Regions from separate parts of the Homo sapiens genome. Here regions 2, 3, 4 and 5 are each linked to region 1. The links are chromatin contacts, found by Hi-C or POLR2A ChIA-PET in ENCODE. All regions are on one chromosome and are shown on one strand. The core of a region is the stretch at or near the end of the contact, and the rest is flanking DNA. Distances in the headings are between cores, read along the strand shown.

Region 1 (4,789 bases), core at 778-3,277:
TTACACATAGATTAAAACAGTGGTTCTTAACAAGGGGCAATTTTGTCCCCCAGAGGACATTTGGTCTGGGAGGGTGCTATTGGCATGTAGTGGGAGGCCAGAGATACTGCCAAACACCCTACACTGCACAGGACATTCCCTCCAATTACGCAGTACAAAATATCAGTAGGGCCAAGGCTGATAAATTTTGGATTATAAACAGAAATAGGTCATCCCCTTAGAAAAGAAATCAGAGGCTGGGTGTGGTGACTTACACTTGTTATCCCAGCACTTTGGGAGGCTGAGGTGGGAGGATCACTTGAGCCTGGGAGTTCGAGACCAGCCCGGGCAACACAATGAGACCCTGTGTCTATAAAAATAAAAAATAAAGTGAAAAAAAAAAAAGAAATACAGAGTAACTTATCTGCAGAGTGCTTTCAATCCCTACCATTTTTCCTTGTTCTTATCATATGCCACACACAATGATAAGATTCTCAGACTGCTAAAGATCAGTAACAAACCACCTCTGTCCTCACCTCTGATAGCAGAACTTCTCAACAGTCTCTCCTACCTGCGTGTAACACTATGGGTATATTTGAGCAGTACGCAGACACGGCAGGGGCAGGCATCAGGGCAAATAGTGTTCACTTTGGGACCAAAGGGTGACTCTTGATGCACGTCATGAGTTTCTTTGCAGCTATGGAGCTGAAGTGGAGCTTAGAGGTTAGGGAACAAAGGGACATGGAGCCCAGGCCAATCAGAGTTCTACATTGCCTTTTCTTGGTAGTTTCAGAGCAGCATCAATGCAGATGGTATGGTCTGAGCTAAGCCCAGGCCAATCAGAGTTCTACATTGCCTTTTCTTGGTAGTTTCAGAGCAGCATCAATGCAGATGGTATGGTCTGAGCTAATCTGAAGCTTTTCAAGAGCAAGATGTTTTCAGGCAAATTTTACATCCTTAAAATTTCAAAAGGGTTTGTAGACTTAGTGCATCTAATTTCTTGAAGATGTATTAATTAGACACAAAGTTAATTGTATCAATATCCAAGTATACTCTTAAGAATGAAATGGGTATATAAGGTAGCACTTATGTTTATGGCTGGTAAGGCTGTGTAACAATTTGGCCAATGGACAGGAAAGCAGGAGACTTATTGGAAAGAGCAGGTAATATATGACAATTAGGGCAGGTTGGTGAGAGGGAAGCTTTAGAACTAAACTATGGCAACTTCAGAGCAGACCAGAACCTGTGGGACTGTTGAAGGCCAGAGCTAGGGTGGGTCTGAGACCTTGTCTAATCTAGAGCCATTCAGGCAGAGTTTCAGAGGAACCTGTGGATATGCGTCAGTCCCCTCTGATATGCAGGAGCCTATTCCATTGTGTATCTACACAGTTCTTTTTTCCAAAATGGTTATAAAGCATTTTCTTAAAAACTAGCCTTCAGGTTCATGAAATACGAGGAGGAGGAAGTGAAAATGTACTGACTGCTACTGGTAGACCTAGGGTCAGCTTTGAGGACTGAGGTAACCACCACAGGAAATAAGTTTTGAGGTCTGATTTTGAAACAATATTGGAAGACCATTCCTTTGTGAGATAGAAACTTCTCCATTTTAATTTTAGTATTTTAAGCTTTTCCTACAGGTCAGTTGGGAATAATTTTTATTTAGGGACTCACAATCTTGAATTTTTAGCTAAATGCCTTAAGAATAAAATATTATTTAAAAAGTATTAAAATGCTGTGATTCCAAACAGTTTCTTGTTCAAGATGAAGAATATAAAAATATACCACCATGTCTCGGCAACTGGAAAAGCAGATTTTAATTTTCATTCCAAAAATGAGAGACTGAAAATCAAAGGCTTAGGACCACAATCCACAACCCTCCTCCCAACCTCCTGTCTGTCTTTGATAAAAAGCTACAAAGAAAAAGTTTCAGGAAACTTTCAGACATTTATAATTAGCATAAACACTGTATACCAAGATGTGTAAGTCAAAACGTCTAATTACTCTGGGATACAAGCTCAGGCATGTGGCAACAGAATACTGCCTGAAAGGTCATTTCAACATCAAGTCACGGACGTCCTATTTACATAAGGATCTAGGGCAGAAGCACAATGTGCACACTGCTGCAACTTTCTCATATGTGAATGCTAACATCTGCTGAAAAGCTGTTGGTACCTTTACTGCAGGTTTCCTGTCCTTGAGTCAAATACTTTCTACTCAATATTGGATTGAGGTATACATTAGATTAAAAATAGAACCAGCAAGGGTTTTCTTCATTTATTTAAGTGTTTTGTTCTTCTGTGGGATTACAAATCATTCAAACTTACAGAATTCTTGTTTGACAGACACCTTTTCTGATAAGGTGATTGTAAATGCTCAGTGAACCAGCAGTACCATGGTTTGACATGACAATTCCTGGTGTTAAAGTGGACTCATATAGCTGAGCGGGCCAAGATCATCTATAATTTCTTTTTTATAGATTAGGGACAATGAGGCTTAGTGATTTGTTCAAGTTAGAGTCATACTTAGATTGACAACCCCTGTACTACAAATCCGAGCCTGCTCCATGGCTGTCTGAAACACTCATTACCTTGTAATACTAACATATTATGTTTATAGTCTTTCTCCCTTCACTAGAATATAAGCTCTGCAAGGACAGAGGCTTTTGTCTGTTGTGTTCCCTGAATATATTGTCAGCACCTCAAGTGGTGCGTGGCACAAAGTAGTCACTCAATGCATATTTGTTAAATGAAAAGGTGGATTAATGCCTGAGCCAGGCCTAGAACTGAAGTGTTTGCTTTCTTTCCACCAGCATTTCTGAAGCATGCTGAAAAGTTTCCTTATGTGAAAGAGGGGTTCTTTCCTCAAATAAATTTAGGAAATGCCAAGTTAAACAAAATAACTTTCTTTGCTGTGGGTCTTTTCATACTGAATAGTTTCCCAATTTGTATGGCCTCAGAACCCACCTCCCCTCCGGCATCCCAGGAAGCCAGTCCATCTCTTAATTTTATCTAAAATCTATTATTTGACTATATATAGACTATATATTAGCTTAGATACAAACTTACTGCAAACATTTAAACATTAGAATTCTCTGTTGTTCTCAAATTATTTCTAGACTCTTGATTCTGTGACTTCCTTAAAATCTAGAAAATATACTTTAAGCTAGAGAAATATATTTGCATGTACTATTCAGGCTCCACAGTTTAGGGACAGAATAGTCTAGAATCAGAACAGAAAATAGAAACCTCAACCTGAAAGCCACATGTGCTATTTTTTAAACTAGACCTGCAGTTATGACTTTAGGCCCAAACATTATGGGTTGAGGGGAGAAAAAAAAAAAAGCCTCTCACATCAGCCCAGATGTGCAAACCAATGCTGAAGGGTGGAGGAGTAGGAAGGGGAGGGTAGCCTTCACTGGCAATAGAAAAAGTTAAGTATTAGAGAAATCAATAAGAGCTAAATATTCCTACTGACAGGGAAGGGCAGAGGGTAGAGAGGATCCAACACATATTAGAGCCGTCTGAAATTTCCATATGATAGCTATTTTACTGAAGAGAGTAGTGCAAAATGCCAAATTTTTCTAGCACAAAGAGAAATATTGGCAGTTATCCCCAAAATTCAGGTCATATAACAATAATTCAGGAATTATAATTAATAAATAATTCAGGAAAAATAAGTCCATTTATTTCCTTCCATTGTTCCTCTTTAGCAAGATGTATATTAAGCAAGGAAAAAGTAAGGTGAAATTGCTTTCCCTGTTATTTTTCACATGGTTCCCCTGGATCCAGTATTAAAATTTCTAGTTCTGGATTAAAGAGTATAGCAGCCTAATACTGAGATTTCCTATTTCTCTTATTTCTGTAGGATACAGTCTTATTAGAAAAATAATTCCTGAGAACTGCATTCTCATCCCTAATGTATTCTTTTAAATTTATGACCATTTTGGAGAAAATATCATCGACGGCAACATTTCAAAACCAATTTTAATTACAAATACACAATAACATCGATGGAAGTAAAGTACTAATTTTTAAAAATAAAATACACCCAATACACTCAGTTGCTATATAACTGAAATTACAAAAAACTACCTTGAGTAATTTTTGGCTCTCTTAATATGGCTTCTCTATTAATATGAAATTAGCCTTCTAAATGTTAGTGTTTCTGGTAAGATGACATGGATTAATTGATTCTTTCATTTAATTCACTTATTCCACACATATTAACTGAGTACTACTGTGCTAGGCACTGTTTAGGTTTCTATGACATAGTAGTGAATAAAACTGACAAAGATTCCTGCCATTGTGGCACATATGTATGAAAGTCCAGGAACGAGATAATGATGCCTAGGACCAGGACAGGGAGAAATGGATGGATCTGGGATGTATTTTGCAGGTACAGGCAGCAGGATTCCTAGACATACTAAATATAAGGAATGAAGGGGAGAAATCAAGGATGACTCCAGGGTATTTTGCCTGGAAGAATGGAATTGTTTCAGTATGTGTATGTGTATATATAGACATACACACACACACGTGTGTATATATAGACATACACACACGTGTGTATATAGACATACACACACACGTGTGTATATAGACATACACACACACGTGTGTATATAGACATACACACACGTGTGTATATAGACATACACACACGTGTGTATATAGACATACACACACGTGTGTATATAGACATACACACACACGTGTGTATATAGACATACACACACACGTGTGTATATAGACATACACACACACGTGTGTATATAGACATACACACACACGTGTGTATATAGACATACACA
Region 2 (4,788 bases), core at 1,774-4,273, 970 kb after region 1:
CCTGGAATCCCCTCTGTCCCTGGCAAAGACATTGATCTTAGCACCTGCTTTACTGTATTTATTTGTCTACTGGTTGACCTCCATCATTTGTATTGAGGCAGTGGCTATATTATATACATCTTTGTATTTCTAACATATGGCATGGTGCCAGGAACGCAGTAGGTTCTCCGTAGGTATTTACTGAATGAATGAATAAACTAGTCTTGCTAACTGGTAAAGTGGCTAGAATCAGTTTATCCTGTACTTCTTATATTCACCGGTTTTCAAATTGAGGAAACACCTCTCCCTTTCCATGAATGCCCTTCAGAAGATTGCTGCCCACTTGTAAAGTAATCTGAAGACTGTCAGAAAAGGAATAGTGCTTAAACTGTTTCTAGAAGCTACAGACTTATAATTTTCTGTTCTGTAACTATAACCAGGCTCTTCTGAATCTTAGAATCTTATTGTTGAAGCTTTGGTCCGTCTAGAGATTTTAATCTTAGAGACATACACTAGATGTGCAGTATTAGGCATATAGACTAAATAAATAAAACATAAAAGCACATAAAAGAATAGTAATATTTAAAATGCATAATACAGATCAAATATAGGTAAAGGGTAAATATGTCAATTATATTTATGCATCCTTTTTATTTGATTTATATATTTTTTAAATCTTAGACCTTTATTGTTTCTAGTGGCCCACTGAAGTAAGTCAGGGGCAGAGGTTAACAACTGAATTTGCTCTTCAGTAATATTATATAACAACCTGAGAGCCCTAAATGAATTCTTATGATTCTCCTAAGTACCTGCTACTTAATATAAAAAGATAACTTCACCCAGGACACTTGGATTTATATTTCTCCCTTGAACATCATCATATATCAAGGACAAGGTGAGATTGTTCTTATTGGGCAGGAAAGAAAAAAACTACCTCCATAAAGTGTTCCATTTTCTTTCTTAATATTAAATCTAATAACTAGGAAATGTTGGGCAGATAGAATGAAAGTCGAAGAGTTAAGGGCATTGAGAACACACAAAAAAAAGAAAAAAGAAAACCAAGCAAAAATGTGGTGGTGAGAATAAGAAGGCAAGGAAATCAGTAGAAGAAAATTGTACAGAGAGAAAAGGGTAGCAAAGAGAGAAGAGAGATCCTAACTAATAAAAAAAAAGTTAGTAACTATTGTATTTTTTGCTAAAGTTAATAATTTTTATTTGTTTAACTTCTAATAATATTGAGTTTTTACCTCCTAGTGGTTTGGCAACCTGGTCACAATGGAATGGTGGAATGATATTTGGCTTAAGGAGGGTTTTGCAAAATACATGGAACTTATCGCTGTTAATGCTACATATCCAGAGCTGCAATTTGTAAGTTCACAATTCTGTGTATCATACTATATGGTGTAAAGAATCATCAATTCACTATTAAAATTTCAAGTGAATGTTAAACAGAAAAACTACATAATGTTGTGGTTTTTGAACATATGGCATTTTGTTTGATACACGAAACAGATCACAGAACTGGATGAAACATTGAAGGTTTTAGAAAACAATCAACATAAATCTGTCACCCCAAAGTCTGTAAAGAGAGAAGGCAAACTAATACAAATGTAGAACTGTGTATGTGGGTTGAGAGGAAAGAACATCACTGTTTGTATACATCTGCACAGGAATGCTCATGGCTACTAGGTACTATAGAGAGTTCTCGGCATGTAACCTGAAATCAACATCATTGGGGGTGTACTTTTCTAGAATTTCCAAAGGGTCTGCTGGCTTCCCCAAAATGTGTGAAGGGATTTCTTCAGGTACGTCTTTTTTAAAAACGAATATAGTGGTCTGAACACTACACAAATTTGCATATCAAGGTGGTTAGTAATGGTTAATTAGGTCTTTGGGATATATATTTAGTCCAGTACACTATAGACAGACATGGATTCAAAGTTAGGCTCTTCTTGTTACTGTGTATGTACTGAATTTGTGGCTTAATGCCAAAGCTTTATATATTCTTATTTGTAAAATGCATATACCATATCTCCCTTGCAGAGGTGTTGACAGGATTGCAGATGATAGGTCTAGGCACGTAACAAGTATTCACTAAATGGAAACCATTATTTTATTTCTGTATTCAAGGGCTGGTACATGATAAACATTCAGGCAATGTCTGAAGGAATATTGGATTTGTATCTTTTTAAAGTAGAGAAACTTTAAAAAGATGTATTCCCCTTTGGCCAAAGGGGAATACATACAAGAAAAGAAACATCTCCCAAGAAATATCGATTGAAATCTTACCTCTAAGAACATCTTACTAAACCTACTATGTTTTCTATTGCTTTTACAGTGTCAAATAGAAACTAAAACTAAACATTTTTCTCCCTGTTTAGGATGACTATTTTTTGAATGTGTGTTTTGAAGTAATTACAAAAGATTCATTGAATTCATCCCGCCCTATCTCCAAACCAGCGGAAACCCCGACTCAAATACAGGAAATGTTTGATGAAGTTTCCTATAACAAGGTAGTAAATATCAGGTGCAGGTGGAAGCTCTGCTTTCAGAAGTGTAATAATGACTATAGAATCAGCAGTTTAAGTCACTGGTGCCAGTTCCTGCTACTTGTTTCACTTTTTATTTGTTCACTTTTCAGACATCACACATGTTCCGTAAAATTTAAGCTTCCTTTAAAAACATACCATACTACCATTTTCTTTATCTCTTTTTTCAACTCTTTTGTTTTTTTTTAAAGGGAGCTTGTATTTTGAATATGCTCAAGGATTTTCTGGGTGAGGAGAAATTCCAGAAAGGAATAATTCAGTACTTAAAGAAGTTCAGCTATAGAAATGCTAAGAATGATGACTTGTGGAGCAGTCTGTCAAATGTAAGTCATATGTTGGGTAACGATAGACTGTTATTTAATCTAGAAAGTAACAGAATAATTGTGAATGTTTATAAATAGCTATATATTGTCAGTCAACCATATTTATTCTGCTTGCTATGTTGTCATGGTCTATAGAAGGCAGCACTTCCCTTTTTCCTCTAACACCACACTAGGATGTCACGCTGGGGTGGCCCCAGGGGCTCACTATTTGACCTGACTTTCTTTGGTTTCTCTTCTACGACTAATCCTACACTTTTATGTTCCCTTGATCTAAAATCTTTAAAATGTTGTAATTTCTACCATATAACACCTAATCTCTGGCAAATTTTAAGGTTGTCAACTGTATTCCCCAATGTGTATATATTTGTTGAGCAAAACTAATCTTCTCTCTTATAAGAAGAAATCTTGCTCAATCTCTAGATCATTGTGCCTATATTTCTAGTGCCTTTACTAGCTGAAATGCCCTTTCTTCTTTCCAACAATTCAAATGCCACCCAACTTTTAAGATCCAGCTGAGATTTCACCTCCTCCTTACAGACTGTTCCAGCCCTCATTCGTTTGCCTGTCTGCTAAATTCTTAGCAGTGCACTTATAATCTGTTCCACATAATAGTACCCTCTTTTATTGTTTTTATTAGTTCAATAATGATAATGTGCTTAAGAACAAAAATTGTGTCTATTCTTTTTTTAATGTGATAGCACCTAGCATATGTTGATCTTATAATAGTGATTAATAAGCAGTTAATGATTGATTAAAGAACTTATGGTCTGTCTTTGGGATTCATGTAGATAATAGGAAAGGCAAAGCAGAAAAATTCAGTTAATTCAGATGATTCTAATAATTATTAAAATATTTTAAAATTTCCAACTGCAAAGAAAATAATTTTTTATAGAACCATTAGACCCAGAGAACTCATACCTGTAATTAGAAGAACCCTAAGTCATTGTAGACAGAAGAGATCCTTTCTTTTTTACAAGCACTTGTGTCCCAGGGACAGTAATAATATTGTTTAATATTTCTGCAGCAGTTTACAGTTTAAAGACACTTTCATGGCCGGGTACAATGGCTCACGCCTGTAATCCCAAGACTTTGGGACACCAAGGTGGGTAGATCACTTCAGGTCAGGAGTTTGAGACCAGCCTGGCCAATTCGTGGAACCCCGTCTGTACTAGAAATACAAACATTAGCTTGGCATGGTGGTGCTTGCCTGTAATCCCAGCTATTCGTGAGGCTAAGGCAGGAGAATCACTTGAACCCAGGAGCTGGAGGTTGCAGTGAGCCGAGATTGCACCACTGCACTCCAGCCTGGGTGACAGAGTGAGACTCTGTCTCAATAATAATAATAATAACAATAATTAATAATAAATAAAAAATCAAAGTTAAAGAATAAAAAGCACTTTCATGTTGATTATCTCATTTGATATTTTTGTGCCCTTATAAAGCACACTTATGGTCCAACTGATGTGTGATTTTGTGGTTAAAGAAACAAAATCCAACAATCAAAAATTATTTCACAGCTCCTATTTTTTACTTGCATTTCTTGAAAATCCTGAGACATATTCAAATACATAGTTTTTACTTACAAAAATACTTATAGGCCTGGTGCGGTGGCTCATGCTTGTAATCCCATCACTTTGGGAGACCGAGGTGGGCAAATTGCCTGAGGTCAGTCTGGCCAACATGGTGAAAACCCATCTCTACTAAAATACAAAAAAAAAAAAAAAAAAAATTAGCCAGGTCTGGTGGATCACCTGTAATCCCAGCTACTCGGGAGGTTGAGGCAGGAGAATCACTTGAATCCAGGAGGCGGAGTTGCAATGAGCTGAGATCACACCACTGGACTCCAGCCTGGTGACAGAGTGAGACTCTGTCTTAAAACAAAACAAAACAAACAAACAAACAAAAAACATATAAAGATGCTCTTTACTATCCATTTC
Region 3 (4,709 bases), core at 1,896-4,395, 850 kb before region 1:
CCTCACATGCGCAGTTCACAATAGGGTTCGCACTTCTATGAGAATCTACGGCCGCTGTTGATCTGACAGGAGGCGGAGCTTAGGGGTAATTCTCTCTCACTGACCATTCACCTCTTGCTGTGCTGCCCCGTTCCTGAGAGACCATGGACCGGTACCAATCCAAGGCCTGGGATGGGGGACTCTTGAAGTAGAGAGGAGAATAGTGGTTACCAGATGCTGGGGAGGGGTGGGAGTGGGGGGATCGGAAGAGGCTGGTTAATGGATACAAAGTTATACACAGCTGGAATAACTTCTGGAATTCTATTGCACAGCAGGGTGAGTATAATTAACAATAATGTATCATATATTTCAAAATATCGAAAGGAGGGGATTTTGAATGTTCTCACCACAAAGAAGTGACAAATATTTGGGGTTATGCATTAGCTAATTACCCTGATTTGATCATTACACAATGCATACATGTATTGAAACCTCACATTCTATCACGTAAATGTGTGTAATGATTATGTGTCAAAAATAAAATACAACATGAAAATAAATGATTTAGAAATGAAAAAATTGGCATTATTCATAGATTGTCTCTATAGAAAATCCAAAGGGATTTACAACTAATATATTAAAAGAATAAATAGAAAAATACAATTTCTAAACAGAAATAAACTAAGATACATTTACTATTAACCTACAAAATATACTTATATTTTTAAATATTTTAAATATATATTTTGTTAGGACATACTTCAATGTTTTTAAAATTAGTTTAATTGATGAATAATAATTGTATGTATTTATGGGATACACAGTGATGTTTTGATCTACATATACACTGTGGAAAGATTCAGTCAAACTAAGCTTTCCATCACCTCACTAACCTATCTTTTTTGTGGTGAGAATATTAAAAATTTATTCCTTTGACAATTTGGAAATATACAATACATTATTATTAATGTCACTATGCAGTGCAATAGATCACTACAACTTATTCCTCCTAACTGAAAATTTGTACTTTTCATCAACATCGACCCTTTCCCCATCCCTCTGGCACCCTCCTCTCAGTCTCTGGTAACCACTTTTCCACTCTCTGTCAAACAATCTATTTCTTAAACTAAATTTGAAATATAAATCATTAAATTAACTTGATCTTTCAACAAGGTCGTTCTTTTTTGATAAAGAAAGAGAGGCAATTATTCTATTCTATTAAATTTATCATTATCCTATTTAAATCAAGTTAAAATTAATACTTTATTCAGCAAGAATAGAAAATGAACCAAGACACATTTGACTCCAAATTTCTCAAGGGCAAGATAATGTCTTGGGTAGGGTTTTCTCTAAGAAATATCCAATGAGAGAAAATAGATTTGATTCACAGAGGAGAAAGAGAGAGACAGAGAGAAGAGAGGAGACAGAGAAAGAGAGTCAGAGTTGGTGGGGTATGAAGATATGTTAATAGAAGGGTAAAATACTTAATTCCAACAGACAGTAAACATAGGAATCTGATCACAATTATTTTTAAAAAGGAAATGAAAACAAAACAAAACCAAAACCCAGGGACAGTCTAGTCTAATACGTCAACTTCCTCAGAGGCAGATGACAGATGTGAAGATACCTTGCAGCTTTATGGGTTAATTTTCTATAGTGTCTAACACTCTGGGACACTTGGGGAACAGTAAATGTTTTAAGCTGTCAAGGACCTGATTGGCCGGGATCTGTTTTCTACTTAGTTCACTTCCATTTCCTTTGCTGTTCCCAGTAGCTTTCTCCATGTCGGTTTGCATTACTATGGTTTTCACAATTCGGTCAAAAAATAAAGCTTTTATGCCTAATTAAACACCGAGCTAACACACTTTGTCAGTCATTTCCACTTTGAAACTTACGTTTACTGCATTTAGTCTGTCCTTTCCAATCTTACCATACAGGGTCTGCCAAAGAAATTATAAAAATTTTACGTAATATTGTACCTAGGGACATTATTTAATATCAATAGTAGTTTTTTATAGCTAAAAGCGAATTAGGCTTAGTTCCAGGGGAAGATTGTGAGCAGGTATCTTTTTTTTTTTTTTTTTCCTTTCCTGAGAGAAGCTGTGAAACAACAGAACAGCCTGTGCTACATACGTAATTAAAACAGATGTTCTCAATCTTAATTTTTATAGCTAATTATGACAGCCAAAGAAATGTGCTTGTCTTTTGTAGAGCCACATATTTTCTCTCAAATGTGCCCTATTTTTCTCCTCACCCACTATGACTGCTCAGAAACAAAGGGTGGGGTGATGGTGAGTTACAATGCAGCTGCAAGGACTGTCAAATTATTGGTAAGTCAGGGAGTGGAAACAGTGATGAGTGAAATTGACCATAAACTATCTACATAGCATAAACATTTGTACGTACTCCTAACTTTGCAGATGACAGTTTTCATTGGGGTCTTTCATGACAGAAGCCAAGTTTATTGTATCAAACATAATAAAGTAATTCAAACATAATAAAGTAACTGCTTACAAGCACCTTTCCTTTGTCAACCCAGCCTTTGGGAGCATAGCATTTTTTTTTTTTTTCAGAATAACATACAGTGTACAGAAATATGCTACATTTTGATGACACAGGCCAGGTGACTTACCCGCAAGGGTGCAGAATCTGATATGCTTGTCTATGTATGTGTGTGAAAATAGAAAGCATACAAGTATAACGAAGGCACCCGTTCTCAGAGCACACTCTTCTTTGAGCTCCTTGTCCTTAGGCTCACAGGGATGTCAAGTTGGGGTGCTTCAGACACAAAAACAAATGACCCTTCTGCCCTTTTTTTTTTTTTTTTGAGACAAAGTCTTGCTTTGTCGCCCAGGCTGGAGTGCAGTGGTGCAATCTCTGCTCACTGCAAGCTCTGCCTCCCGGGTTCAAGCTATTCTCCTGCCTCAGCCTCCTGAGTAGCTGGGACTACAGGCACCCACTACCACGCCCGGCTATTTTTTTTATTTTTATTTTTAGTAGAGATGGGGTTTCACCGTGTTAGCCAGGATGGTCTTGATCTCCTGACCTTGTGATCCACCCACCTCAGCCTCCCAAAGTGCTGGGATTACAAGCGAGAGCCATCGTGCCCGGCCGACCCTCCCTTTCTGTAAGTGCTGCCAGCAGCTTGGAAATTACAAACTTTAGAAACCACAATAGGGGAAGAACTATCTTCCTGTTTGTGGTGGAGTCTGGAATTTTCCCGCCCTTGTCAAGGCACTCTGTTGTGTTGTTATCTAGGTTCTCTCCTTACCCATCTATCAGCACCAGGTCCATGGAAGGCCTACTAGGCCAAAGTCCCAGGCCACATCTGCAGTCAGGCTACCCTGAGCCCAGCTTGCCTCTCACCCTCTGAGGAAGGAGCAGGAGCTGCAGTGTTGCTGCTGGCAGTGTCCCTGCTTTCTGCAGCCTCAGCACTGCTGAGTGCAACACCTTGCACTTGAGTGCAACACCTGCTCCAGCCTCCTCTAGTTCTCTTCTTGTCAACGGGGTTCCAATTCTGCAGTACAGATTGGGGGATACCTTTAGGGACCTCCAAACCTCTCAGCTTCCACAGCCACTCTGATTCCTTCATAATTGCTCTCAACACTCTGAGAACTGTTTCAAACCCAGTCCATTAAAAACCATTCTGTATGCTGGCCCAGTTCCTCTCAGCAAAGCCCAGTGTGGTCTGATCCAAATCCAAGCACTACTCCTGTCTGCTCTGCCTTGGGAAGTTGCCCTGTACTGCCTTGGCCCAGAGAGCAACACTCAGGAACTCAGCAACTACCTACCAGACTTTGGCCATGTGTGAGACTGGGGCAGACTGTCTAGAGAGAGGAGTACAAAGGCAGTCCCAGCTGCGGCTTGGTGAATTCATCCCGCAGTAGTTCCATAGCCTAAGAGGGATTGCAGAGGTAGGAACAACAAAGTTTAAGAAGCAGATAAAGCTCATTCTGATCTTAACTAGGGACTATGTGGGAGGGGCTGACTTGGTTAAGGTGGTTGGGAGAGTTGGGAGAAGAGTCTGGCATCTCTCAGTGGGGAGGTGGCAATGTATTGGTTCAAGGGAAGTTCCGTGGGATTAGGGTACCATGGGATGAACCTGTTCCCAAGATGAGGAGGCAGGAAATCAGAGCCAAGCCAAATGGACTGGAACAAAGGGGAAGCGAGAGGAAGGGTGTTCATCCCTGGAGAGAAATGTTGAACAAAGCACATCTGAGCAGCAATTCACATACAGAGCATACTTGTGAAGGCTAACTGTGAAGGCTAACCAGGAAGGCTGTAGCCACAGGGATCCTCAGCTAACCTGGGCATACCTATGACACCAGATCCGGAGCCTGAGGCAGCACGTGCAGCCCAAGAGCGTCTGTCTGAGGTACCCGCTGGCTTCGTAGTCACTGATTAGGAGACAGGCTGGATCAGAATCTTCTGGAGAATTTTGGTGCTGCCAGATGCTGTGCTGGGTACTTTACATACATTTTCTCTAATCCTCACAAACTTTCAAACAGCGGGGAAACAAAAAGTAACTCTACATATCCTTGGTCTCAGCTTAAAAGTCACTTTCTCACAGAGGACTTCTCTGAGCCTATAAATATAAGTTAACTTCCCCTTTTATTCTCTATATAATATTCTACTTTTACTGATGTCCCTCAGTATAGCTTATAATTTGATATGAGTGATATTCATGATGATTTGTTAACAAACATTGTGTCCATTTCTCCTCCATAGTT
Region 4 (4,357 bases), core at 898-3,397, 900 kb before region 1:
CAAAAATGAAACAAAAAGTACAAAATTTTGATTTGAACTGCATTGAGTTTCTAGATTAACAGGAATAATTTATAATTTCATGATATTAAGTATTTTCCTTTAAGGAAAATAGAACTTTCCATCATTTCAGGTTCTGTTGTATGCCCTTCAATACAATCTTATTTTTCTTCTTTCGTCTCTATCTAGCTTAATTTATTCTTGGGTATTTTATGGGTTTTGTTTCTATTGTAAAAGGAATAATTCTTTTCCATTTCCATTCTGATAAGGTTATTTCTAGTATAATGGACAAATATTATTTTGTATACTGACTTTATATTCTGTCACTTTTCAAGTCATATTTTGGGTTGTCTGTGTATAGAAATCATATTGTCTGTATATAATGCCTTTTTGACTCTTATTTTCTAATACTTCAATTATTTATTTTTAAATCTTATTGTGTTATCTTCTAAAGACTGTGAAAAATGGTGAAAACAGTGAACATTTCTGAATTAGATTTGATTATAATGTGCATGCCTTTTAGTATTTCACAATTTAACATGATGTTTATGAAGCTTAGGCTTTTTCTTCTCTTAATTTACTTGTGCTTTAAAAAAAGCACTGCTGAATTTTATCAATAGATTTTCAGCATATGTTAATAAGATCATACAGAATTTTTGGTTGATAGATTTTTGTAACATTGAATCATCTTCATATTTCCAGAGTAGACTCTACTTGGCACTGTGAATTTGTTCACTCTAATGTACAATCATGATTATGTTCAAAACCATCTATCATATGTCAGCATACTTGAGTATACCCGTACTTCTTAGGAAGGCACTCATAGCTCCCATGATATATTAGGTTGGTGCAAAAGCAATTGTGGTTTCTACCATTACTTTCAATGCAATTACTTTTGCACCAACCTAACTGAAGCCTATCATTATAAACTGAGCCTTCACTTCTCTTCCACAAATTCTGGATCATTTTTCCTTAACAGAATAGAACTTACACTTTAAAAACTTGTATCTTCGTCCTTCACTCTTGACCAGGGCTGCCTTCCCTTCTTGTTTCCCGTGTCTTTCTACCCAGTCTTCAAGGACCATTTCACTAGCACTTTATATCTTTATTTTCCATTACCACATTCTATCTCAAATGTCATATTTGTCATTTTAAATTATGAACCTTTAAAATCATGGAATAGAGTATTTAAGCTTCAAATTGAAAATGAATTATGCTAGAGGCTACAAGGATAGAAAGATATCTTTACGAGCACCTGATCCAGCTGAGTAGAAACATCAATGGGAATCTAAATAAAGTTGGCGAATCCATGGGCAGTTTGTTCTCTCTCTTCTCCTACACTCATGTAATGCATCCAATCTGCTTTGGCACCCTGTTTGAGGAACCCAGGTATACCCTTAGAATCCTTCTCAATACAGTGCTCTAGGCAGCCATTACCAACTGATAAAAATTAGCACTTAAAATGAAACCCTGTCCATTCAGGAGCTATAATAAAAGACTGACTGTAATATACTGAAGGTATGAAGTCATTGGGAGAGAAGGACAGTGGATCAATTATGATGGGAGAAGACTCTCAGGAGGCCTCATAAAGATAACCATGGAGCAGGGTCTGAAAATATGTGCAGGACTTTGACAAGTGAAGATTTGGAAGGAGGGAGCATCAGAAAAAATCAACATGAGCCCGATGGTAAGCAATCATCAAAAAGCGCATCACTAGATTGTATGAGAAATAAGGTGGAAAGGAAGACTGATATACAGTGAGGCCCAGCTAAGGAGGTTTCACTCTGTGGGCAACATGAAACCATCACAGGCTTTTGAAGACAGAAACAATAGAACCAGGCTCCAGTGAACACACACTTACTGCCTTACATGTTTTATGCTCTGGGCCAAATGCTTAGATTTCAGCAATGAGCAAAACCCTGGCCTTTTCCCTCTGTAAGAGGGATGAGAGTAGAGAAATCCCATGGTTCTAGAAATTATTTAAAAGGATTTACAACTGTTCAGTTTAAGTCACAAGAGCTTGATCTGACCAGTGGTAACAAAAACAAAAGATGGATTTGAGAGTTTGAAGAGATTCTATCAACTGAATTTGCCAACTGACAAGATGTGGGAAACAGTGGGTGAGTCACACAGAAGTTTGAGCTGCGCTCCTGGGAGGATGGTGACACCCACGGTAGACAGCAGAAATGAGAGGAGAAGCAACTCCAGGCCACCACTCTGTCAGCTCCAGGGATCGCCCAACTCCATAAAAGAACATCAAGAACTTTAGTGGATCTAGAGAGACATCTCCTTTCAGGCCCACTATAGTGGTTCCAAGAAGAAAATCAGCAGGCTGATTATGGAGGGATGCTAGAAATAAATGTGTATTTCTTTATTGTAAAGTATCTTTAAAAAAGTGTTCATGAAGCTTCCAAACATAAAGATATCTTAGGAAATATGTATCTGAAGTGCTAGGCTCACATATATTAAAAGCTCTAAAACAAACTTGGTTCACCTCTGAAATTTTAAATATCCTGAATGATATATCTAAGTTGTCTGCTCTTGTGGTCTGCTTTTTGTAACCAAGAAAATGGCACTTTCACAGAATTTAGCAGTTATAAGAAGTTAATGATCTGTGCAGTTATTTTTAGTGCCTTCGTCTATTTTGGACACTAGTTCCTTGTTGGATGTATGACTTGCAAATATTTTGTCCTAATCTACGGATGGTCTTTTCCCTGTTAATTGTTTTCTTTGTTGTGCAGAAGCTTTTCAATTTGATGCAATCCCATTTGTCTATTTTTGCTTTTGTTGCCTCTGCTTTTGGGGTCTTATCAAAGAAATCACTTCCAAGACCAATGTCACAGAGCTTTCCTTGATTTTTTTCTTCTGGTAGTTTTACAATTTCAGGTCTTATGCTTAAGTCTTTAATCCATTTTGAGTTGATTTTTGTATAAAGAGTGAGATAAGAGTCTAAAAACGATATGGCATATCAATAAATGTGGCTCACCATATTCAAAGAATCAAGGCCAAAAACCACCTTATAATCTCAATGGATATATGAAAAGCATTTGACAAAATTCAACATTCTTTTGTGATAAAAGCTCTCAACAAATTAGTTATATAAGGACTGTTTCTCAACACAGTAAACACCATATATGACAAGTCCATAGCTAACATCATGCTCAACACTGAAAATTTGAAGGCTTTTCCTCTAAGATCAGAAACAAGACAAGGATACCCACTTTCAACACCCCTATTCAACGTAGTACTAGAAGTCCTAGCCAAGGCAATTAGGCAAGAGAAAGAAATGAAAGGCATTCAAATACACACACACACACACACACACACACACACCCCTAAATGCCATCCCAAACTGTTAGAATTGATAATGGAATTCATTAAAGTTGCAGGAGACAAAATCAACTTACAAAAACCAGTGGTATTTCCATATGCCAACAACAAACTATCTGAAAAAGAAATTAAGAAAACAATCCTATTTACAATATCATAAAAAATACTTAGGAGTAGGTTAATCAAGAAGGTGAAAGATCTGTGTATTAAAAACTATAGAACATTGATGGGAGATATTGAAGATGACACACAAGAAAGGAAGGATTGTACATATTCATGGATTAGGAGAATTAGTATTGTTAAAATGTCCATACTAATCAATGGGATCTACAGATTCAATGCAATCTCTATCATAATTTCAATGACGTTATTCACAGAAATAGAATAAATAATCTAAAATTTGTATGAAGTCATAGACAACCCTGAATGACCAAAGCCATCTTCAGTGAAAAGAACGAAGCTAGAGGCATCACACTATCAGATTTCAAAATCGATTACAAAGTGATAATAATCAAAACAACGAGGTACTGACATAAAAATAGACATACTAACAAATGAAATAAAACAAAGAGCCCAGAAATAAACTGATACATTTATGATCAATTGAGTTTTGATAGAGGTGTCAAGAATACACAATGGGGAAAGTACAGTCTCTTTAATAAATGGAGTTGGAAAAACTATATATCCACCTGCAGACAATGAAAAAAGCTCAAAATTGAAAATTCAGAGTTCTAGGCACAGTTTGAAAATTAAGAAGTTTCTATGGTAATACTCAAAAGTTTGGGGGCTAAAGCCAAAAATCAGATGCAAAGTACAAAGTTTTAAGTTGCAGATTATAACACAGGATAAATTCACAGCCTTATCAGGTCACTTACAGGAAAGTCAGAAAAAATCATGGAAGAGTAGTTAATAACAAGAGCATTCACATCTTCTATCTCAGCAAGCCACCATTTTTGCAGAAGGCCTTCTTGTCTTGCTTGAACTGGAGTCATTACCATACATGGTGATGCCAAATTTCCTTATGCTCAAC
Region 5 (4,173 bases), core at 1,081-3,580, 950 kb after region 1:
GAAAGAAAGAAAGAGAGAGAGAAAGAAGAAAGAAAAGAAAAGTTAGGAGCCCATTTTGCTGAGAAACTCTTTTAAATAAGCTACAAGTACTTGAATCTGGCTCAATTTTCACTTCTAGGATTCTGCAGCTCAATTCCATAGCCTGTTTCTTCATTCTCCATCACCACTTCTGTTCCAGTGGGCAGGAGAGAGCTCTGAAAACACACATGCACTCGCCCACATACCCACAGCTAGGCTGGATCTTGTGACAAGGAATATCACAGAAATACTCCCAGCCTCCTATACCTCTTCTACCTGCCCCCACGCCCTGCAGAGTTAGAGTCCGTAGATAAGCCCTTGGGGCCTCCTCTTCTTTGTCGTCTTTGTCCCCTTCTTTTTCCCACTCACTGGCTTCCAGCCATCCCCCTTCCTGTGGTGCCCCTCTCACTACATGAAATGCAGCTCTGAGGGACCCCATTCAGTCTTATGTTTCGGGCCTTAGGTGTAGGCTACTGCCTTCCTTTCTGCCCCTTCTACTTTATCGACTTGTTCTTTCAGGTTGAAATAATAAAATGTAGAAAGGTGGAAAAATTAAAGCTTGAGACTTAACTAGGATCTAATCATGGCAACATGTGCTATTGGGCCAAACATAGGTTGCAAACACAAACCACAGCAGGACAAGGCACATGATACAAGTCTATGAAGAGTGTCTGCAACATGATAAGAGCTAAGCTTGTTATATTTCACTTGACAATAGAAATTGTATGGATGTATTGCCATTTAATAGACTGTGATTCAAACAAAACAACTATAGGCTGGCATATAGGCTGCCAGTAGGCCACTATGGTTCCCACACTAGGACTTGCCCCTCTGTAAATGGGGAAATCAAGGAAAGATCTTGAGCAGTGGGGGAGGCATGGTCGAGCAGTAGTTGAAAGGATTAATCTGGTGGCATCGTACAAGTAACTGCAAGAAGCTGAGCTTGAGAAGCTGGGAAGACATGATTGAAGGCCATTGTGAGGAAGGATGAGGACCTGGACTACTTTAATAAGCGGTGGGATTTTTTCTTAGTTGGATAGAAAGAGATTGAAAATGATTCAAAAAGGCCAGTTGCGGTGTCTCATGCCTGTAATCCCAATCCTTTGGGAGGCTGAGGCAGAAGGATCACTTGAGCCTAGGAGTTTGAGACCAGCCTGAGCAACATGGGAAGACCTCATCTATAAAAAAAAAATAATAAATTAGCTGGGTGTAGTGGTGGATGCCTGTAGCCCCAGCTACTTGGGAGGCTGAGGTGGGAGGATCATTTGAGCTCAGGAAGTCAAGGCTGCAGTGAGCTGGGATGGCACCACTGCACTCCAACCTGGGTGACAGAGTGAGACCCTATCTCAAAAAAAAAAAAAAGAAAAGAAAAGGAAAAATCAACAGGCTTTGGTAACAAATTGGAGAGGGACAGAATCAAAGTAACTAACTATATGGTTCAATCCTAGATAATGGAAGAAGGCTGGAAGCATATAAAGCAAAGGGTGTTTATCTGGGGAAAGAAAACACTATTTGAGTTGTCAGGGTTCTGGTTCAGGTTAGGGTTAGACATCCATGTACTGTTGGTCCATCAGGCTGTTGGAATTACAGCAGCAGAACCCTTGAAGGAGGGATCACAATGGGAGCAATGTGGGATGAATGGGGATAAATGCTAAATCTGGGTACTGGAAAGGATAAAGAGAGGGCAGAGCAAAGGCCAGAGGTTTCATCTTTGTGGAAGGTCTGTATTCAGAGCAGAGAGGAAGTTGAAGCCCAACTCAAACAGGCAGATAAAGAGAGATCAAAGAGATGAGCATGAGATACAGTCCCCTCGTGCCCAAGGAGACAGGGTGGTTACAGACATGGAAAATCTGAGAATAATCACCTCTGATAAAGATCACAGAAGCTGCCCGGGAGGTGTTTGGTAAGCTTGGAGTTACGTTTGTGGGGTGGATGGGCAGAAGTCAGATTTCATAGCACTGAGGATGCAGCACAAGGAGAAGTTCAAGATCAATTCCTAAGACAACAACTTGGCACTAAAAAACATAAACTATGTTCTGAAGGCTTTACCCTGGGGACAAGGGAAGGGAGGTGATAACAGCAGAAGTGGCAGCCACTGGCGATCCTTTCTTTCCATGGTTTGGCTTCTACTCCAAAGCCACTTATTTGTGCATTCTACAAAAAGTTTCTTGTCCTTTTTGAAATAAAGCTCTTATCCTAAGCTCCATTCACACCTGCGTGATAATGAACCAGCTAGTACTTACTGTACTCAGGAAGCATGCAAAGTTCTGAATCTTAGAACAGAAAGTGAAAGCAAAAGTAAATTCCCCTTCAGTCAAATCTGCAGCAGCATGATTTAAGGTAACGTATCAACATTTCTCTTGGGTTTGTCTTAAAATTAGATTTTTTCAATAAGAATAATGAACTGAAGGTATAGAACTGCTGTGTTGAGAAGGTTTTGTAATCTAAGGCAAGGTTCTGGGGGACTGGGGTGAATTGGGCGCGGCTGTATTAGAAAGTGTATGCAGTTGAGGCTGGGACTTGATCTAAGACGCTGCTGCACTGACTCTCTTTCAGAGATCTTTTTGTCTTTTCTAAGCGTTTGTGACAATTCTTGCCTCTTCAATCCCAGGATGTTTTGTTCACTGCATTGCTATTTAAGGTACAGTGCAGTATAATAGAAAGCCCACCAGACCAAAGGGCAAAGAGCTATGTTTTAGTCCTGATTCTGTTTCAGACTTCCTGTGTGGATTTTGAGAAGTCACCATCCTGTTCCTTCATCTGTTTATTTAATTTAATTTATGTATTTATTTATTTATTTATTTTGAGAGAGAGCCTCGCTCTGTCGCCCAGGCTGGAGTGCAGCAGCACGATCTCGGCTCACTGCAACTTCCACCTCCCTGGTTCAAGCGATTCTCGTGCCTCAGCCTCCCGAGTAGCTAGGACTACGGGCATGTGCCACCATGCCCGGCTAATTTTTGTATTTTTAGTAGAGGTAGGGTTTCACCATGTTGGTGAGGCTGGTCTCGAATTCCTGACCTCAGGTGATCTGCCCACCTTGGCCTCCCAAAATGCTGGCATTACAGACCTGAGTCACTGTGCCCGGTCCTGTTTCTTTATCTGAACACTAAGGACTTGTACTAGCTGGCCTTTACAACCCTTACTAGTTCTAAAGTTAAAGACTGTGTGAGTAAAGCTTTTCTCTCTACTCTTATCAATCAAGTACATCTCTAGGAGTGTCTGCTACAAGTGGGGGCGAGCTACTCCTTCATTTTGGCCATTGAATGCAAGTTATAACCTCAATAATAATTTCATATCCAACACTAATTACTTACTTCCTATATGCTCCATGCTGTGCTGTGCCAACTTCTTCACATGAATTATTTCATTTAATCATCCCAGCATGAGGAAGGTATAATTATTACACTGTTTTATGGTTGAGATAAATGAAGCTCAAAAAGTAAAAAACTTTGCCCATGATCACGTAGGTGAGGTTGGTGGAATTAGCGTTGGAATCTGGGCACTCTGATTCCAAAGCCTCAGACCCACATAATAAGCCACTCCATTTTTTTTAAACCCTCCAAAATTCAAGCTAATAGACCAATTATGAGTGTACTTATCAGACGTTCTTGGAACACTGAGATTTGTAGCAGTAATTTAATGCTTGTTTTTAAAAAGAGGGAGAAGTATCTTTAATATTATTTTATTTTTGTTCCTTTAACAATACCTGTCACCTGCATTAATATTGCAAATTGAAAAATTGAAGTAATTGTTTGGATAATTAATGCTGCAGAACTTGTTAAGGATTATAAAAAGAAGAAGTAGCAGAGAAAACCTTCATGGTTTGAGTTGGAGCAGTAAGGAAGTAAGTAGAGGCAGGTGGTAGGGTGGCAGTAAGAATTGATTCCCCCAAATTAACTATGCTGTTTGTCCTAATTTTATATGTGTTGTAGCTTTACCCTTCAAAAAGAAAGAAACTTAGTTCTATTTACAAAGGTAGTAAATTCAGTTTGATTTAATTGTGCTTTCAAAAGTAGTGTAAAGGGAAAAGAACCGAACCTTAAAAAAATTCTGTAAGAATATTATAAACTCAAAATTTATTTCCATGGCTTTTGACATATTGAAAATAAACTGGGGATAAATACCTACCTTGACCAGCAACCTTTACACCAGTAG

The links. Hi-C counts contacts between places; a loop is a spot of excess contacts on that map. ChIA-PET counts read pairs that join two places held with the same protein, here RNA polymerase II (POLR2A). Pooled maps may share reads with other maps.
Region 2: a pooled map shows a loop between it and region 1 (3-fold over the local background). The contact joins two enhancer-like sites. A Hi-C loop is called at or near these places in 3 of 37 single-sample maps with no recorded cell type and 1 of 50 pooled maps. POLR2A ChIA-PET finds 5 or more read pairs at or near these places in 1 of 52 experiments (K562).
Region 3: a map with no recorded cell type shows a loop between it and region 1 (2.6-fold over the local background). The contact joins two enhancer-like sites. A Hi-C loop is called at or near these places in 3 of 37 single-sample maps with no recorded cell type and 4 of 50 pooled maps.
Region 4: a loop to region 1 is called in a pooled map, with 4 times the contacts of the local background. The contact joins two enhancer-like sites. A Hi-C loop is called at or near these places in 2 of 37 single-sample maps with no recorded cell type and 3 of 50 pooled maps. POLR2A ChIA-PET finds 5 or more read pairs at or near these places in 1 of 52 experiments (H1).
Region 5: a map with no recorded cell type shows a loop between it and region 1 (4-fold over the local background). The contact joins the promoter of ERAP2 here to the enhancer-like site in region 1. A Hi-C loop is called at or near these places in 5 of 37 single-sample maps with no recorded cell type and 4 of 50 pooled maps.

What each region holds. Positions count from the first base shown.
Region 1 is chr5:95,922,869-95,927,657 of GRCh38, forward strand. The region is part of intron 2 of ELL2 (elongation factor for RNA polymerase II 2); the gene reads right to left. Among named protein-coding and RNA genes, the nearest start is that of ELL2, 37 kb to the right of the region's middle. RefSeq lists enhancers at 1,236-1,375, 1,857-2,151. Within about 2 kb of position 2,028, at least 6 of the 41 ENCODE cell types and tissues checked have a DNase peak (open chromatin) inside an H3K27ac peak, as active enhancers do.
Region 2 is chr5:96,894,013-96,898,800 of GRCh38, forward strand. ERAP2 (endoplasmic reticulum aminopeptidase 2) reads left to right here. Exons shown (of 19, transcript NM_022350.5): 7 at 1,234-1,347; 8 at 2,361-2,492; 9 at 2,720-2,851. It also overlaps a transcript of ERAP1 not described here. Among named protein-coding and RNA genes, the nearest start is that of ERAP2, 20 kb to the left of the region's middle. RefSeq lists an enhancer at 3,114-3,173. Within about 2 kb of position 3,024, at least 8 of the 41 ENCODE cell types and tissues checked have a DNase peak (open chromatin) inside an H3K27ac peak, as active enhancers do.
Region 3 is chr5:95,066,911-95,071,619 of GRCh38, forward strand. All of the region lies in intron 1 of MCTP1 (multiple C2 and transmembrane domain containing 1), which reads right to left. Among named protein-coding and RNA genes, the nearest start is that of MCTP1-AS1, 91 kb to the left of the region's middle. RefSeq lists an enhancer at 3,299-3,348. Within about 2 kb of position 3,146, at least 2 of the 41 ENCODE cell types and tissues checked have a DNase peak (open chromatin) inside an H3K27ac peak, as active enhancers do.
Region 4 is chr5:95,021,349-95,025,705 of GRCh38, forward strand. All of the region lies in intron 1 of MCTP1 (multiple C2 and transmembrane domain containing 1), which reads right to left. Among named protein-coding and RNA genes, the nearest start is that of MCTP1-AS1, 45 kb to the left of the region's middle. Within about 2 kb of position 2,148, at least 2 of the 41 ENCODE cell types and tissues checked have a DNase peak (open chromatin) inside an H3K27ac peak, as active enhancers do.
Region 5 is chr5:96,874,170-96,878,342 of GRCh38, forward strand. ERAP2 (endoplasmic reticulum aminopeptidase 2) reads left to right here and starts at 2,331. Exons shown (of 19, transcript NM_022350.5): 1 at 2,331-2,358. It also overlaps a transcript of ERAP1 not described here. RefSeq lists enhancers at 1,970-2,099, 2,120-2,269, 2,440-2,649, 3,020-3,229.